Linked DNA regions of Mus musculus: region 2 is linked to region 1. The links are chromatin loops, found by intact Hi-C in ENCODE. Cell type or tissue: heart. All regions are shown on one strand.

Region 1 (8,000 bases):
CCCGGCATGGTAGTCCACGCCTTTACTCCCAGCACTTGGGAGGCAGAAGCAGGCATATCTCTGACTTCCAGGCTAGCTAGCCTGGTCTATGGAGCGAGTTCTAGGACAGCCAGGGCTACACATAGAAACCCTGTCTCCAAACCTGCCCCCGCCAACACACACACACAAAGGGTATTCTGTACAGAAAGGCAGAGCCTCTGTCTCATTCATCTCAGTGGCTTCGATGCCTACAGCAGCACCAGAGCACACACTAGCAACCAATGACTGGATTCTTTTAGTACTGACTTTGAGAACTAGTTTACCATAGACACTGTTTGGAAACTCATTCTCCTTAGTCCTCTCCTAGTGTTCTGGATTGGAATGAACTCTGGAAAAGCCTGGCTTGCTGGGATTGAAAAGATATCTACCAGCAATTTTCAAAGAAACCACAAATTAATTTGGCCTTAAGGCCCATGTTTTACTCATTAGTCAACTGGCAGATGTAAAAGATGCTGTAGAAGGGGAAGAGCAAAGACGTGGAAGGCTTGAAGGGAGGATGGGAAATGGAATCACAGGTCCTCAGGTGAGCGTGAAGAGCCCCATGCTGGTTAGGAAGGGGAACTCTTCAAGAGTTGAAGGTTTGAGTGGGGACAAAATTATGATCAGTTTTCGGGAGGATTAAACTAAGGGGATGCTGTTTGGAGAAGGGTGGGGGTGGGTAAGTGTAAGGAACTGTCTGGGCAAAGACATGGAGCTGGGACATATAATGAATTAGGCTCCTCGGTGTGGGTGTGGGTTGAGCACCTTGCCATATTTGGAAAAACAAAACAAAACAAAACAAAACAACAACAACAACAAAAAACGGCACCGCTCACTAAGAGATCTCTCTTCCTTGACCCATGGGCAGTAGGTAGGAGATTACATGCCCTCTATTATCATTAGATGACCTACTTAGGAGCTGGGGAAGCAGCTCAATAGTAGAGCCCTGGGTTCAAGCCTCAGCACTATAAACAAACAAAATTAGCCCAACGGCTAAAAGTGCTTGCCTTTTGGGGTAATTGAACATAGGCCTGGACTATGCTGAGCAAGCACTGTACTGTCCTGAGCTCTGTTCTTAGACCTCCTCTCATTTCTTTTAATTCAGGGGTTCACTCTATAGTCCAGGCAGGTCTCGAACTTGAACTCCTCCTGCCTCAACCTCCTGAGTAGTGGAGATTACAGGCCTCTGCTATCAGATCCTGCTGAGAGGAAAAGAAATCTCTTGATGGCAGTTTACAGAGACACAGATGAGATGGCTCATGTTAGGTGAAGCAGGAGGACACTGGCCACAAGCTGCACACCTTGGCCCTCCACTGTTTTGCCTGTGTGACCCTAGGCAGGCTAACTTAACTTCATTGAGGCTCAGCTTCTTCCCTTGTAAATTGTAGAGGCGATCTACCTGAGAGGCTGGTGGGTGGCTTAAGTGAGGACACATACTGACAGTGTGAGAACTGTGCTGTCCCCAACGTTCTAGTTTAATGAGACGTTACCACAATATCTTGCCCACATGCTGTAGAAGTCTGAGCTCAGCTGTCAGTTACCCGGAGACACACAGGTCTAGAGTCCGGGTTTTGAGCTCTTGGGCTTAGCTCCTCCACCCACGGGCTCCTCTCTGCCTGAAAGCAGATGGTCGGGGAGACAGACAAAGCCAGACAGGAGAAGCAGCAACTTGCTCTTGAACCAGCTGACAACCCCCCCTCTCTCCTCCCAGCCTCACCCTAGGCCGGGAGCGCGTGCTGGGAAGAGGATTAAATCAATGGCAATTCACATCTCTCCAGAAACCGGCTCCCTGATCCGAACTAATAAGCAAATCATTAGTGAATTAGGGCTGGGGAGGGCTCAGCGCAGCGTTCCTTCTCCTCTGGCTGAACGTACAGCGACAGGCGTCAAAACCCCAACCACTTTCCTAGGCGACCTTGAGATGATCACACCACAGAGGCTATTTTTGTGCTAAAACAACAACCGCGAGACCCCCTTCCCAACTCAGCCAGATCCCAGAACCTCCGGAGCTACGACAGGCAAGCTGGACCTTTCTTCCTCCTACTGCAGCTAACCACAGCCAATGGCACGAAACCTTGCCTTCCTTACCGTGCTGTAAACCCTGAGTATGTTTGCAACAGTGAGGACAACCAGAAGCCAAACTGCCTTCCCCTCCCCCAGCCCTGGGCACAAACTTGGCCCCCTTGCTTATTTCCTGGTGAAAGCCCATTATCTCTCATTTACATCTAAACTAGCTTTTCATACTATTTTAAAGGCCGCTCCTCCCCTTCTGTAATCTCCCTGTGCATGAATTAAAAGTTGATTCTTGAAACGCACAAATCTTGGGGGCAGTTTCTTTTTCCTCCTTATTTGCATACGCTGTTTTGGACTAACCCTTTTATTTCCTCCCAATTATGATTTCTGGTGTGTTTTCCAGAGCTTTACAACATGGCATCTGATTATACACAAAGCTTCAGAATAAAGCCCTGTTTTTCCCTTCATTAACGACACAAAGGATGGCTGTATGATCCACACAGCACTTTGTGATTTAATACAGCTTACGCTCTAAATCGCACCCGGCTTGGGCAAAGCAGATTTGGGAGTGAATCAACGCATTTTCTTGCTGCCAGGAGCTCCCTTGCAGATTCCAGCAAATTCTTTCACCACACGGAATTAGCATTTGATTAAGCTCTGCAGACACGTTCAAACTTTTACCACTGAGTCCTGGCAGGGTTGTAGTAATCTGCCGAGAAGGAGAGGCATCTAGAACAGCCACGACTACCTGACCTGTCCCCAACAGATTGAGGGAGAGGGTACCTGAAAGTGAGCAGAGGGTGTGTGTGTGTGTGTGTGTGTGTGTGTGTGTGTGTCTGACAGTGAGGGGCGTTGGATGTCTACTTGAGTTAGGACCTTTCTTTCCTACACTTAACCCTGGACAAGCTTTCTCACTTAGCGTGCTTTCTAACGGAGCACTGCAATGATAGTTATGACTTAGGACTCAGGAGGCATATGACCTTCAACTAGAACCTGCCTGGTCTCAGGTTCAGGGAAATGGGACTCAGCATCCCTGTCGAGTCCCAAGGTCCTTTGGCTGGAGTTGCTTCCAGGACGGCTTCCAGCTAAGCTTCCCAGAAGCCTGAGTGGAAAATCTCGTCCATTTCCATTATGCAAATACAAGAAGCGGAAGTTTATCAAACTGGGGCTTTGTACCTCGAAAGTGGGTGTGCCAGCATGGGGGGCTATAAAGGCTTTATTGCCACAAGTTTGGGGTGATTGCTTCCCTCGCAAATGCCGGGAGCAGGATTGAATTATGCAGGTCTTCCAAACAGGTGGCAATAAAAACTTTACAGTCTCCCACACCATCACATATTTTGTTTATGCCTCTTAGGTGTCTTATTTTGTTAGAGGCTTTTTCTTCCTTTTTTTTTTTAACTCTTCTGTTACTATGGAAACAGAAATAGGTGGAGGTGTTTCTGGCTACCTGTTTTGGTAGATGGAACGCAAGTGAACTATCACTGGGCACTCTGATAGATGGAATAACTGACGTCTGGGGAGGGTAGGAACTAATTAGTTCTGGAATATCATAGCTCTTGAATTCTTTCTTTGGGGAAGAGAGGGAGTGAAGGGGAACATGTCCATTTCACAGATGGTAAAACAGAGGGACAAAACAGGTCTTTTTTGCAGTCAGCAAGCCAGAAGAAAACAGCAAAAGGGCCAAGAAACTTAGTGTCTGGTTTTCTAGGGCTGCAAAGCCAAAATTAGTGATGCCCTTTTGGTAACCTGAGGTCAGACTGCAGTGACATCTGCTGGCAGAGACAGAAGTGGCCCTAGCAGGATTTTCCGTTGCTGGCAACTGCCAGGCCAGGAGCTTGTGGGTCTGTCTGGTTCCCAGTGTTGGCTCCTAGGTGACTTCCTTGGCTGGGAAAGAGAGTTGCACAGCCCTCCCCTTGTCCTGACTGAGTTAAGAGAAGCAGAGTGAGATGGTGAGTCATGGATGTTGTGAGGACTTGGGTCCAGATCCCAGATACCCTTCCCTATTCTAGAAGGTACAAGTCACTGGCCGGTGGGAGGAAATATCCAAGATAGGTTTGTTGGTTCTTGTTGCTAACCAGAGAGTTCTCTCGCTTGGGGGTCCTGGGTCTCTTTTTGGAGAGGTTCCAACTCTTATTTTTTACAGGAAAACTAGGATGAAGAAGGCAGTTAAAGGCAGTTCCAAGGAATTCGAATGATGCCCAGAGACATTGTCAGCAACTGCAGAGAAGAGGAGCCCCTGAAGGGAGAACATGTCCCTTGGGGACACTCATGTACACGATGGCATCCTCACTAGAATGAGGAAGTTGGTGGGGGAGCTCACTGATATTAAGGAAGATCTTAGTTCATAACCTCCCTGTAAACTTGACAAATACCCAGTCCTACCCTGAGTCTTGGCTTCCCCATTTAAGAGAGCCTGATTTTATTACTGTCCTAGCTCTGTGCCTTGGAGACATGTGATAATCATCTACATCTGTAGACTATGACACCCAACAAAGGGCTGTCAGACATTCCTGTTTACCTGGGATGTCCTATGTCAGTGACATCCTTGCCTGTTTTGGATAACTGGTTAGGCCTAGGAAGCTCTGTCTAACCATGTTAACCTATGGCAATGGTTCTCCAACACTGTGTAGACCTGGGCTGGTTCGGCAGCAGCTTGTTACCCTGTAAATGACAACCTAACACAGAAATCAAGAAAAGACATTTTAGAACTTCAATGTGTCAGAGCCATTCTATGTCCTATTGACTCCAAAGGCCATTAAAACTTAGGGTTTAAAAATATGGAATCCCCCGTCCTATAGTTGTTCATTTTTTGTTGTTTTTGTTGTTGTATTTCACAAGAGATTTGTCTGTGAAAGTTTCGGGGAGGGGAGTAACCTAACAAGAAATAACAGGTCCTTCACCACAAATCATTTGAGAAGCACTCTCTTGTGGGGTCCTTTGGCTAGCTTCCTATAGCTTCCTATAGTGAGCTGTCCCTGCCTCTGGGACATCACTTGGGCAGCTAGGCACAGCTAGCTATTTTCTCACCAAATGAAGTTGTGAATGACCGTCTCTGTCAGAAAGGCCTGTTCCATGCTGCTGGCCAGGCTGGCCATAGTTTAATGGGGGATATTCATCCAGCTGTTGGTGCTCTCTTAGCCTCACTGGGACACACCTGCCTCCCAAGGTGGCTCCTGAGACCTCTGTTCTCTCCATCTTCCCAGGCTTTGAAAGCTGGGTGAGAAATCCAAAAGGCCCCCTCCCAGCTCTCTTTTGGTTCTGCCCTAAGTGGACCTGAGTGAATGGAAGGAGCTATTGAACAAGCAAATGAGCTTTCATGATCTACTTCATTAGGCTGTGAATCCCTGGACCTACTATCCACACAGGCCCAACTTAGGCTTGTTTTTCATCTGTGTGCATCACTTCAGGGGTCTGCCCCTCCTTATGCTAGGCCCATTCCTATGGACCTACTTGTCCAGGTGCTGTGTCCTGTAGTACACTCTTTGGGCTGAGCCTGCAGAATTTGGTGGGGGTTGTTTATGATTGAAAGGTTGTGACTTAAAGCCAGTTATCTCTCTTAGCCTCTCTCCTCGGAATCTGGTAGGCCACATCATACATATTAAGTTGTTTGTAGTACTGGTTATGATCGAAGTGAGGAAGGGCCCCCAAAACATTCTTAGGAATTGAGATCTGATTTTGTTTTCTACTTTCTGTGGTCTTGAGAAATTAAAGGTACAGCTTCCATGATCTTGTATGTAATCTGGGGATTACAAAAATCTCCTTCATATGCTTGCCCTAGATAAAAAAAAAGGATGCTGGGGGGAGAGGCATACAGTGGGGACAGGACACATCAGCTATTTCAGAGTTCTCTCCTTCCTACTTATGATTTCTCCTCCCCTGCCTCTGTGGATTTGCTTTCTCCGGGAAAGGCCCGTTTGCCATGCTTCTCTGCTCCACTTTCACCAGGGGACTCAGCCAGTAGGTTGACCCAAAGGTATTTTGTGTAGACAAATGGGTGCCTTCTTCTGGTGCATGGCGGGGAGTGTTTGTGGATGACTGCACATGGGTGGGTAGGCACCTTCCATTTCCCCATCATGTGACCCAAGCTCTCAAGGCCAATACTAGTATTCTTTCTATGCACCATTGGCAGGTTCTGGACAAGAAAGGTAGTCCAGTTGAGTGCACCCTCTGACCACTACTCAACCTTTGGGTTCTTTCAAACTGTTACATGACCTCATTCCTAAGCTTGCCTGGAGCCAGTGTATTTTTTCAAGTATGCAGATAATCTCTTTCCCTGTATGTTGCTAATTTTATAAATTGTATTTGCATGTGTTTTTTTTTTTCTCTTTCTATCTTTAGTTTCGTCCCCTCCCTCCCTGCTCCTGGTAGAACATCCCCCACGGCCTTTTACCTTAGTCAGCCTGTTTGCATGATTCCAGCATTAAAGAAAAAAAAAACAAATAAATATAATCCAGAGGAGGAGTAGCAATAAATCAAGCCATTATATTAATTATTGTCGTGATTGGAGTTCTCCAGAGCTGAAAGGTAATAGGGGCGATGCATATTTTAACACCTATTTAATGTCAAACTCGGTACTTTTAAAGCTTTGCGTTTTATTTGACTCTTCATCCGAAAAGTTCTCCAAGACACTGATAAGTCTAGAAAAACCTAATGGAGATCTACTGAGCAGCTGCCAGACACTTGGCTGACAGTGTGAGTTCAGCTGGTGTTTCCTGAGCTGTGCTAGAATTCACAGAAGGGTGGTGCCAAGTGCTTATGGCTCCACACCTTTGATGATTAGTGTTTGTTGTTGTTGTTGTTTTTTGTTTTGTTTTTTTGTTTTTTGTTTTTTTGTTTTTTTTGTCCTGTTGCTGTGAGAAGATACCTGAATTAAGCGATGTAAAGGAAGGAGAGGCTCACTTTCTCCCACGACGTGAGGGTCCAAGACCATCATGGTGGGATGTCGTGGATGGTGGAAAACGAAATTGGTCCCTGTGCTACAGGAAGCAGGGTGTGATGAGTGCAGTTGTCCAGCTTACTTTTTCTGTTTTGCTCAGTCCTGGACCCACCTACCTTCAGGATGGTCTCCCCCTCACTCCCCCCACACACCCCCCACCCCCGATTCAAATTAAACCTCTCTGAAAACACTTTCACAAACACGCCCAGAGGTGTGTTGCCATGGTGATTCTAAATCCGGTCAAGTTGACAAAGAAGATTAACCAACCCAGTTCTCAACCTCCTGCCCCAGCATGCATTGCAGCTGTGCTCTCTTTCAATAAAGTGCGACTGTTTCTGGCCACACTCTGGGTGTTTCAGGTACTACTGTAAGACAAATTACTTTCAAACTTAGCAGCCTGAAACCATTTATTAAAATCCTTGCAGACTCTGCTCGCTGGCAACGGAGACAGAACCCAGCAGAAACGGCTTGTCTCTGCTTTAGGGTGCTTGGAGTGTCACCGGGAAGGCTCAGAGTCTGAGGGCTGGAGCCATTAGAAAGCCTCGGCAGTCATAGCATCCAGTAGTTGAGTCTAGTTGCCAGCTGAGCACTTAGCTGACCTCTTTGGTAGCCCAGGCTTCGTCTTGAAATGGTGATTGGGTTCCAAGGATGAGTGATGACAGACAGAGTCAGGTTACACAGTGTCAGTTTCCTTTTCTTTTAGTGCCCCCCACCTTTTTTTTCTTTTTTTCTTTTTTTTTGGGGACAGGATCTCTTCGTAGCCCAGATTGGCCTAGCACTCAAGATCTTCCTGCATCAGACTCTTAAGAGCTGTAATTACTTGTGTCAAGGGCAGTTGTGCAGCATCCTATCCATGGAGGTAGGAGTGGTTACAGAACATAGACTTCATCTCTATATCATTAAATTTTTAGATGCATGTACATGCGTGTGCACAGATATAGGCAAGTACCATGAAGCGAATGTGGAAGTCAAAGGACGACTTTGCTTCTTCCAGGACGTGGGTCTTAGGGATTGAACTCCAGCTGTCAGCCTT
Region 2 (8,000 bases), 440 kb before region 1:
CATCTCAATCATAGGACCAGTCCAGAAGTCAGCATTTCCCCTGAGAACAGAGAGTCCAGGCCACCTACTACTTACTGATGTTTGGCCCTCCAAGCAGGGCATCTCATTGTGAGAGATTTGTAGTATGTAGTGGGAGATTGTGAAATCTCCATTTCAGTGACCTTAGAGATTGCAGTGATGTTTAGGGGAAAGTGGGCTCTGGCTTCCTACTGGATGAATTACCTAAGTTTCATGTGCTGGCTCTTGCAGTTGACACACAAAGCCTTAAGATGTCTTCTGCACTTACCTGAGGTGAAGACAATATGTGAAAGTGGGGATTTCAAGTGACACAATTAGGCCAATAATTGGCTCCTCTCCTGCAACTCCAGGACTGAGTTTGACCATGGCCCATTTTTACTAGCTGTGTGACCTTGGGGGCAAGTTATTTATGGCCTCTGAGCCTCTGTATGTTTCTTCATTTGTATGACTGGGAATAATTATCTACCTTTAGGATCAAAGACACTGTTTGGCACATAGTAGGCCCAGAGGGTTAATAATTGCCCTGAATGACTGGTCATGTTTCTATAAGTTGCTCCTTAGCTCTGCAGTGTCCCAGGGACCAAGGATGCATGCAGGTTAGCTGCCCCCTCCAGGGACATTCCTCTGGTTGGGCCTATAGGGGCTCCTCTCTTTGTTTAGAGTTCTTTGCCTTATGCCTTTAAGGGATTCCATATGCAACGACTTGGATCCCCCCCCCCCCTTAAGTGGGATCATTATATAGGTCAGAATTGATTCCAGAACTGGTATCTAGGTGCCATTTGGCACGTTTTCCAGTCATTATTTCAGAGGAGGGGACAGGGCTGCTGGAGAGGACCTAGCTGGAAGAGGTGCAGGAATGGCTGCTACAGCAGCCAGAGGTGCTGTGGCGTGATAGGGATTAGGTCCGGATGTTATGAAGGCTCACTGTGGTTTTCAATAAAGTCAGCCAGAGACTGCTTCTTTTATATCGATATGTATTTAAAAGAAATTACTAGCACGAGAAGAAAACCAGACCTGTATGGATCCAGGCCGGTAGTAAGCTACTGTGATCAGGTTCCCTCTTCGACTCCCAGAGGGGAAGTCAGCTTTTGATTGAAGCTACACTTGGTTCTTGACTCTCAGGGGATGCCTGCTCTGAAACAGGAGCTCCCCCCCTTCTTTCCCTAAAAGCCTTTGTGCTGAAAGAGCTTCAGTAGGCATGAATCTCTGGTCCCTCTGAAGAAAGCCTTGCGGCCTTTGCTGACGTTGGTTTGTGAACAGTGGAGCAGTGGATTTTACCAGGCCAGCACCCCCCCCCACACCTCCACCCCACCCCCTGATTTAGCTCACTAGTTAGAGGTAGTATATGGGCAGGGTGCTCCTGACTGGTGGTGGCTGCAGCGTGGAGCCCAGCTGCCTGGAATCTGAAGGCTCTGTAACCTTTGAAGGGGGCCCCCTCATGAGGGGGCAGAGGTGCGGAGCTCGAGGACCCAGGGTTGTTTTGGAGGGTCTGTTTGTTTTCTCCAGTCTCCGAGAGGCTGAGGGTGGAGACGGACGGACGGGCAAGAGTGTGTTCCAGCTTTGAGTCTGATTTAAAAAAAAAAAAAAACAAACTTGATTTAATTGGAGAAACTCCTAGGCATTTCACAGTTCTGTACAAATGCAAACTTGAAATAGCTTGAGACCTACGTCATTTTTAGGAAAGGATAAATGAAGTACAAAAGTGTTCAAACTATGTAAATCCTTGGAGTTGTCTGCCCTCCCATAAACACATGACAAGTGCCAAGGCATTTCCAGTCAAAACATCCATGGACCCAGCAGTCTCCTTCCTTTGTATTTATTATTTTATTAACAGCATTTTACACAGCATTTAACAAGCCCAGACTGCCCGCTTTCCACAGTGCCTGGGTGGAAGATGGGTGGGGGTGGGGGAAAGTGGTCTACAAACCCACTAGAGATCTCCCGATGGACAGGCAGTCTATCTCTACTGGCCAGCAAGGAGCCAAAAGTAGTACTGAGGAGAGAGCTCCCTTCCTATCCTAGGAGTGTTTTTGGGCTTCTAGAATGTGTCTGCTCCCATAGTCTACGTGGAAGGTAAATCAGGGTCTACTCCTGGCTACTCTGCCCCTTGGTTATTAGTGATCTTCAAAGAATGAGTATTTGTCTGTCGTTATTCTATATCCTGGTGGAAAGTTTCTAACGAAAAGTAATGCCTTTCTTAAGTCATAAAATGAGCCTTGTATGATTATTTAATTAAAATCTATTTAAGGACCGATTAGGCGTGTAATTTGCGCTAATAATGACGATTATGGAAATGTTCAACTTAACCAAAAAGCATAAAGGAGACATTTTGATCAGTGGGGCGACCAGTAAGTATTCAATGAGTTGGGCAATTTCTGAAAGACCAGAGGCGGACCTCTGTGGCCCTGCACAGAACTGCAGACATGTCCAGCCTCTGTGACAACCTCGGGGGGCTGCAGGCCTCTCTATCACAGCCCCAGCCTACCCACTTTGTCCAGTGGCCAAGTAGCGTGAGCAGCCATCTCTTCCCATCCAGCGCCTCCAGACTCTACCAGAGGCACAAACTCTGGGAGAGGGCTGATAAACCACAGCGAAATCACTGCGAAATGGCGGTGCTCTTGGGCTTAACAAACTGCACCGAGAAACGCACGCTTCCTTGGCTGGCCTTGGATAGAGCCCGGAGGGGTGGGGTGTGGGGGGGAGCCAGGGTCCCTTGTTCCGGAGAAAGCTGCCAGCTGCTGGTCTTGGTGCGAAGGCGAAGGCAGACACAATGCTGCTGTTGTTGGTTTGATCTCTAACTGTGGATTGTTAGTCTGGCTTTAACTATGTGGTAAGGGGGGAATGTGAAGGCTGTTTACAGCGAGTGCAAATAATGTGACAGCTGTTGGCGCGCGAGCCGCGCTGCGCCTCCTCAGCACTCACACAAAGCGCGCACTATGCAGGCAGGCCCCGTGGAGGAGCTGCAGAGGTGGCCACCACTTTGTGGCTGGCGCTTTCGGATGAGAGAAAGCTGGGTCACATCCCGTCACCAGTCACATCCCCAGCATGCACCTTAAGGACTGCCCAAAGGGTGGGGTAGGGGTGTGGGAGGGTTTATATGTTGTGGTTGAGGGATCTTGTTAGACCGAGGTGTCAGGAGAAGGCCTGGGGAAGGTGGGGGTGGGGCCCGGAGTGTCACTGTCTAGAGGGGTTTGGCCAAGATCCATGAACCTGGGTCCTCAGCTGCTTGCGGCAGAGTTTGCAAGATTCGGGAAAACAACCAGCAGCCCCAAATAAAGCTTGTCGGGAAGAATTAAGTGAAGGCCTTCTGGGGATCCCGCAGGCTCTGAAGGCTGTTCTTCCTTTGCAATGGCTCTATTCAGATAAGTTAGAGAGAGGCGCGGCTGTGTTCTGGCCACTGTTCTTCAGGGTGGAAATGCAAGTGTGTGGGTTCAGGATCCAAAGGCGTTTGCATTTTCCGGGAAAGGGGTGCAGGTTGACTTGGAGCCACACGGTCTCATAAGCTCCCCCTGGCAGAGCACACCGGCCTTCAGCTACAGCCTCCAAAGGCCTGGTAGAAGAGGCACCACCCGCTGGGCACTAGGGTGCTGTGATAGGAGAGCAGGAGAAAGGTGATGGTGAGGACCAGCACTCTGTCCAATCCTGGTGATGCATCGCATAGGATGCATAGATATAGTCTAGAACTTGGGTCAGTCTCTTGGGTGGCCTGGGGCAAGCTGGGAGGAAAGGGTCACCCCAACTCCTCAGGAGTCCCGAGGTCGAAAGGAGCCTTCCCAGGATATAGAAAGGCTGTTCCCGGGCTATGGAAAACCTTTTCAGGCTGACTTAATTCTACAGCCTCCTTCTGGGTTACTTTGGCCCTTGTGTGGCCAGCCGACAGGCTGTCTGAGTCTAGAAACTCCCCACCCCCCAGGTAGGACTTCTTTCTACATATTCCCCTCGGGGAGCTGGGAGATGCTTCTGGAGTGATACATGAACTTCGGTGCCAGTTCTATAAATTGGTCTCTTTTTATGACGTGTGCCATTTTCTGTAGGAATGTTGCTTGCAAAACGAGTTTCGCCTTGGAGGAAAGGCGGAAAGATAAACAAGCCTGTAACGCCAAAACACTGGCAGTCTTTCCTTCCTTCCAGCTCCCTTAAAGCAGCCGGGCTGTATTTCCAGGATTAGACTCATGCTTGTAAGGAGGGACTCTGTTGGCTTTTTTTCCCCCCAAGCAAATGCAAATTAGAGAAAAATAATTTTCTTTCAACGATATGCAATGTATTAGTCACTTGGTATCGTGCTCTCAGGCAGGCCTCATTTGCGCGTCTGCCAGCTCGCTCACATCTGCTTGGCGCTGTTGGGGCATTTTAACCTTGGCGGTGTCGTGTCTAGTCCCATGGATCAAGAAAGAGTAATTAAGCTCTGAACAGCCACAAAAATTCGTGGGTCCCCATCTATATGGCTTTGTTTTGGGGTGCTTTGAGTTCCAAGGCTGAGTAGCAGACCTGGAATTCTTATTGTTCCTTGTAAAGACCATGAATCTGGCTCTCCTGCCCATCCCAGCCCCCCAGCCTTCCCAGGACGTCCAGGCTCTGCACAGTCTACAAGAAGCGTGCATGCAGATTTCAGGACCCTTGCATGTTGCGCCTTACTTCCTTAAAAAGTTTCTTTGTGTTTCCTAAGGATAGCCTTTTGTATAACTTGTTACTTTCTGTAGCAAATGTGTTTAGTTTATACAAAGCCTTAGTGGAAACTAAGTACTCCACTACTTAGCCGAGTACTACTACGGCCTTGATTGACATGGGCCATTTATTTAGGATTCCTCTCTAGGTTGTGTGGATTCCCCAGTGGGGGACAGAACTCTGTTAGGCTGGATCAAGTGTTAGGTGGGGGCGGGGCGGGGCGGGGCGGGGTGGTGGTGGAGGGGGATGGGATGTGAAAAGGAGTGCTGGCTTTCTTCCTAAGTTCTGGGTGCTGGTGCTGGGTCCACCTCCTTTTCAAGGACCTCTTGCTTCCAAATTCACCCCAGTGCGCTTTGGATGCAGATATAGTTCACTGACTAGTTTATCTGGCGCAGCCTGAGGTAATCGGAAAGAACAAAAGGCAGGGAAGGGAGTCTCTGGCCATTCCTGTAGAAGGGAGGGGGAAATAGCCATCCCTGTCCTTGGGTTGGGAGCGGTGGTAAATCTGATCCCCATAGCTGGGATTCTGCCTCGGGTAGAGGATGGATGCCCAGCAACCCACTTTTAGTAGACTCTTGGGGTCTGCCCTACCCAGGGCTCCGTGCCTGTCCTATTTTACAGTATACCACCACACTCAGCTCTCAGCTTAGGGGAGAGTCCAGAGGTACAGTCTGACCGAAGGAAGCTCAAAGTGAAGGTAGGGTTTGCAGTCCTAACTCTACCGGTAAGCTCGGGAGCATGTCCCTTGAGGGCTCAAATTCCGCCTGAACCCACTCAAAAGTTTATTTTTGTTTGAAATTTGATGATGAAGACCAAAGGAGTAGTGAAGGCTCCCGCAGCGGAACTCTGGAAGTTCCCGTGAGAACGCAGGGTTCCAGGGGTTAACTAGGGTCTTTGGGGAGGGTGGCTGCCCAAGGGGAGAACTGGCAGTTTCTGGAAGGCCTGAGGGGGTTTCTGGCCAGGTCTGCTACCTCTCCCTGCTGGGACCTTGGCAGGGAGCTGTAAGGAGGGGCAGAAGGGGCTAGTGAGCTCTGAGCAGGGAGCGAGTGCTGGGAAAGACAATCCCTTTGTTGCAGACTCCTCACATCAGGCTCTGCAGAGGCATGGAGAGGGGGCCGCCCCTCCTCCTTTCTCCCTCCGCTGCCACTGAGGGTCAAGTTTATTCCCTATCCCGATGGCTCTCTGCCGTGACCCTGGAGCTTCAGGAAGAAACTAGAAAGGTTCTGTATGCTGGGAAGGTCAGGTCTGTGTGAGCATGGCCATCGTCCGTCTCCTCCGCGCCTGCTCCCTGACTTTAGTCTTTTACTAATGTAAAATTTGGGGTTGTGGGTGGCGACACCCACAGAGCCAGTGGTTGTGGTTTGGAGTGTGCACCTGGGCAGCCTGGCTCACACACCTCTAACCCCACACCTCAGATAGATGCTAAATGGCTCAGGACCTGGGAGCAATTTGAGGGTCCCTTGCTCATCTGGGAAAGCAGCCCAGGAGGACCCGCCCTGCATTGCATATCCGGGAAAGCATTTTCTTTTCATTTCCCACCCCCACATAGGCCCTCCCCCCAACATTCTAAAATAGGAACGTCTTTCCCCTCCCTTCCTTGACACCCAGAGCGTGGTGCTGCTGTGACTCAGTCTGCTTTTGGAGCAACCCCAGGAAGGGCTGGCGCTAGCTTTGGGCTTGGGTGAAATCCACATCAGTTGTGTTTTCCCCCTCCTGGTCTGGCCCCTCTGTATCTCCCTCGTCAGCTCCCCACCCATGATAGATAGGAGACCGCATCACCATTCTGAACAGCGTGTTTAGTGGAGTCAGATGCTGTTGGATGGGGTTAACGGGCTCCAGCGATTGCCAGGCAAAACTCAAGTCCAGAGTGCAGCCAAAGTCTCTAGAAAACACAGGGCCAAATATTTACAGAGGGGGACCAAGGTTGGAGAGATTCAGCCACCTGCCCAGGGACACAGGGTGGGTGAGGGTGAGAGCCAAAGAGAATGGACACTGACTGGGACCAGGCTACCCATGTGCCACCTAAGCTTCCTATTGTGGGTGCAGTGCTACAGATGGACCTGTTCAATCTTTGGCTGCTGCCCACATAACTGCCCGTAGGGTGGTGGCCAGAAGGGCCTAGGGAAAGAACTTAATCCCAAAGAAGGGACTGCCAGTGTTTGAGAGGTTTCATCTCTTCCTAGTCTCTGGAAGCAATATTTTTCCTATTGTGGGTGCAGGGGTCACCGGTGGCAGTGGAAGATGATCTGCCACTATGGGGTGGCAGTGGGGACAACAGACAGTTGAGCCTAGTGTTGCTACTGCCTTCACTGCCTCCTCCCCGTTGTCTGCAGGGGGAGATCTTAAATGTCCTTAAAGAAGAAACAAGTAAGTGGGCTGCGGTGGCATATGACTTTAAGCCCAGCAGAGACACATCCATCTCTTGAGTTCCAGGCTAGCCACGACAGAAAGACCTTGCCTTTTAGAAAAGGAAAGAGTATGCTCTTCTGCATCTCTATGTGCTGTCTTGGCAGGGATCGACTAAACGGTGTTAGTAGGTACACCTTGGGGGTCACCTGATGTCTTTTCAGAACATGAAGCAATTGGGCTCCTTTTTAGAGATGCCTGGGTTGGAGGGACAGCACCTAATCTTGGTCCTGCTCAAACCAAGCATGGGTACTCTAGCCACTCTTTGGCTCAGGAGCAAATGATTGTTCACCAAGTCTGTTCAGGTGAGTCCTCCGGCTCTCCGTTAAACACAGTAAGTTCTAAGGACTGCAGCCACATACCAATGCATGCTTGCCACATAGAGGTTCCCCCAGACCTCGGTTCCAGCAGGCAGATACTGCACTTAGCAATCGACCTGTTCCGTAAGACTCAGACAGCCATCCCTGCCTGGCTCACCTCTGAGCCACCTTTTCTTTGCGTTTCCTTTCTTATCCTTGGTTTTCTCTCCATGGCTGGCAGAAAGGGTTAAAATCCAGAGCAAGGTTAAAGCTAGCACCTTGCCCTCAGAACAGGCCGGTGCTTGCTTGTAAAGTGCTTTCTCATGAGTGATGTCCCACATTTTGGCACTTCTAGAGGCAAACATAGCCTGCATGTGGAAGAAGGGGCAAAGAATGAGCCTCTTCCTTATATATAGCAGCCAAGTGCCTTGAGGCACTCCGTATTCCAGCCACCATTTCCCACAGCCAAGGGTCAGCAAAGTCACCTCTTTGCTTTAGAGGTAGAGAAAAAGTCCCGGCTACTTCACTAGGACTTTCTAGAAACTGGAAGGGCTGAGATGTTCTTCTCTTCTGCTGCTTGGTCTCTCTTTGTTTTTTCACCCAGAGGTTTGG

The links. A loop is a pair of places that touch in the nucleus more often than their neighbours do. Peaks named below come from ENCODE experiments on the same cell type or tissue, not always from the same donor. Only the 100,000 strongest peaks of a DNase experiment are listed, where the experiment ranks them.
Region 2: a loop joins it to region 1, with 2.3 times the contacts of the local background. A loop is called at or near these places in 9 of 42 quality-filtered maps.

The regions. Positions count from the first base shown.
Region 1 is chrX:11,625,919-11,633,918 of GRCm38, reverse strand. No RefSeq gene overlaps it. Among named protein-coding and RNA genes, the nearest start is that of Gm34187, 96 kb to the right of the region's middle. In heart, a CTCF peak has its summit at 3,810 (motif pointing left); no DNase peak of the experiment used is centred here; H3K4me3 peaks cover 866 bases; H3K27ac peaks cover 719 bases; H3K27me3 peaks cover 709 bases.
Region 2 is chrX:12,064,369-12,072,368 of GRCm38, reverse strand. The region is part of intron 1 of Bcor (BCL6 interacting corepressor); the gene reads left to right. Among named protein-coding and RNA genes, the nearest start is that of Bcor, 12 kb to the left of the region's middle. In heart, no CTCF peak of the experiment used is centred here; a DNase peak (open chromatin) is centred at 3,018; H3K4me3 peaks cover 1,327 bases; H3K27ac peaks cover 1,008 bases; H3K27me3 peaks cover 6,960 bases.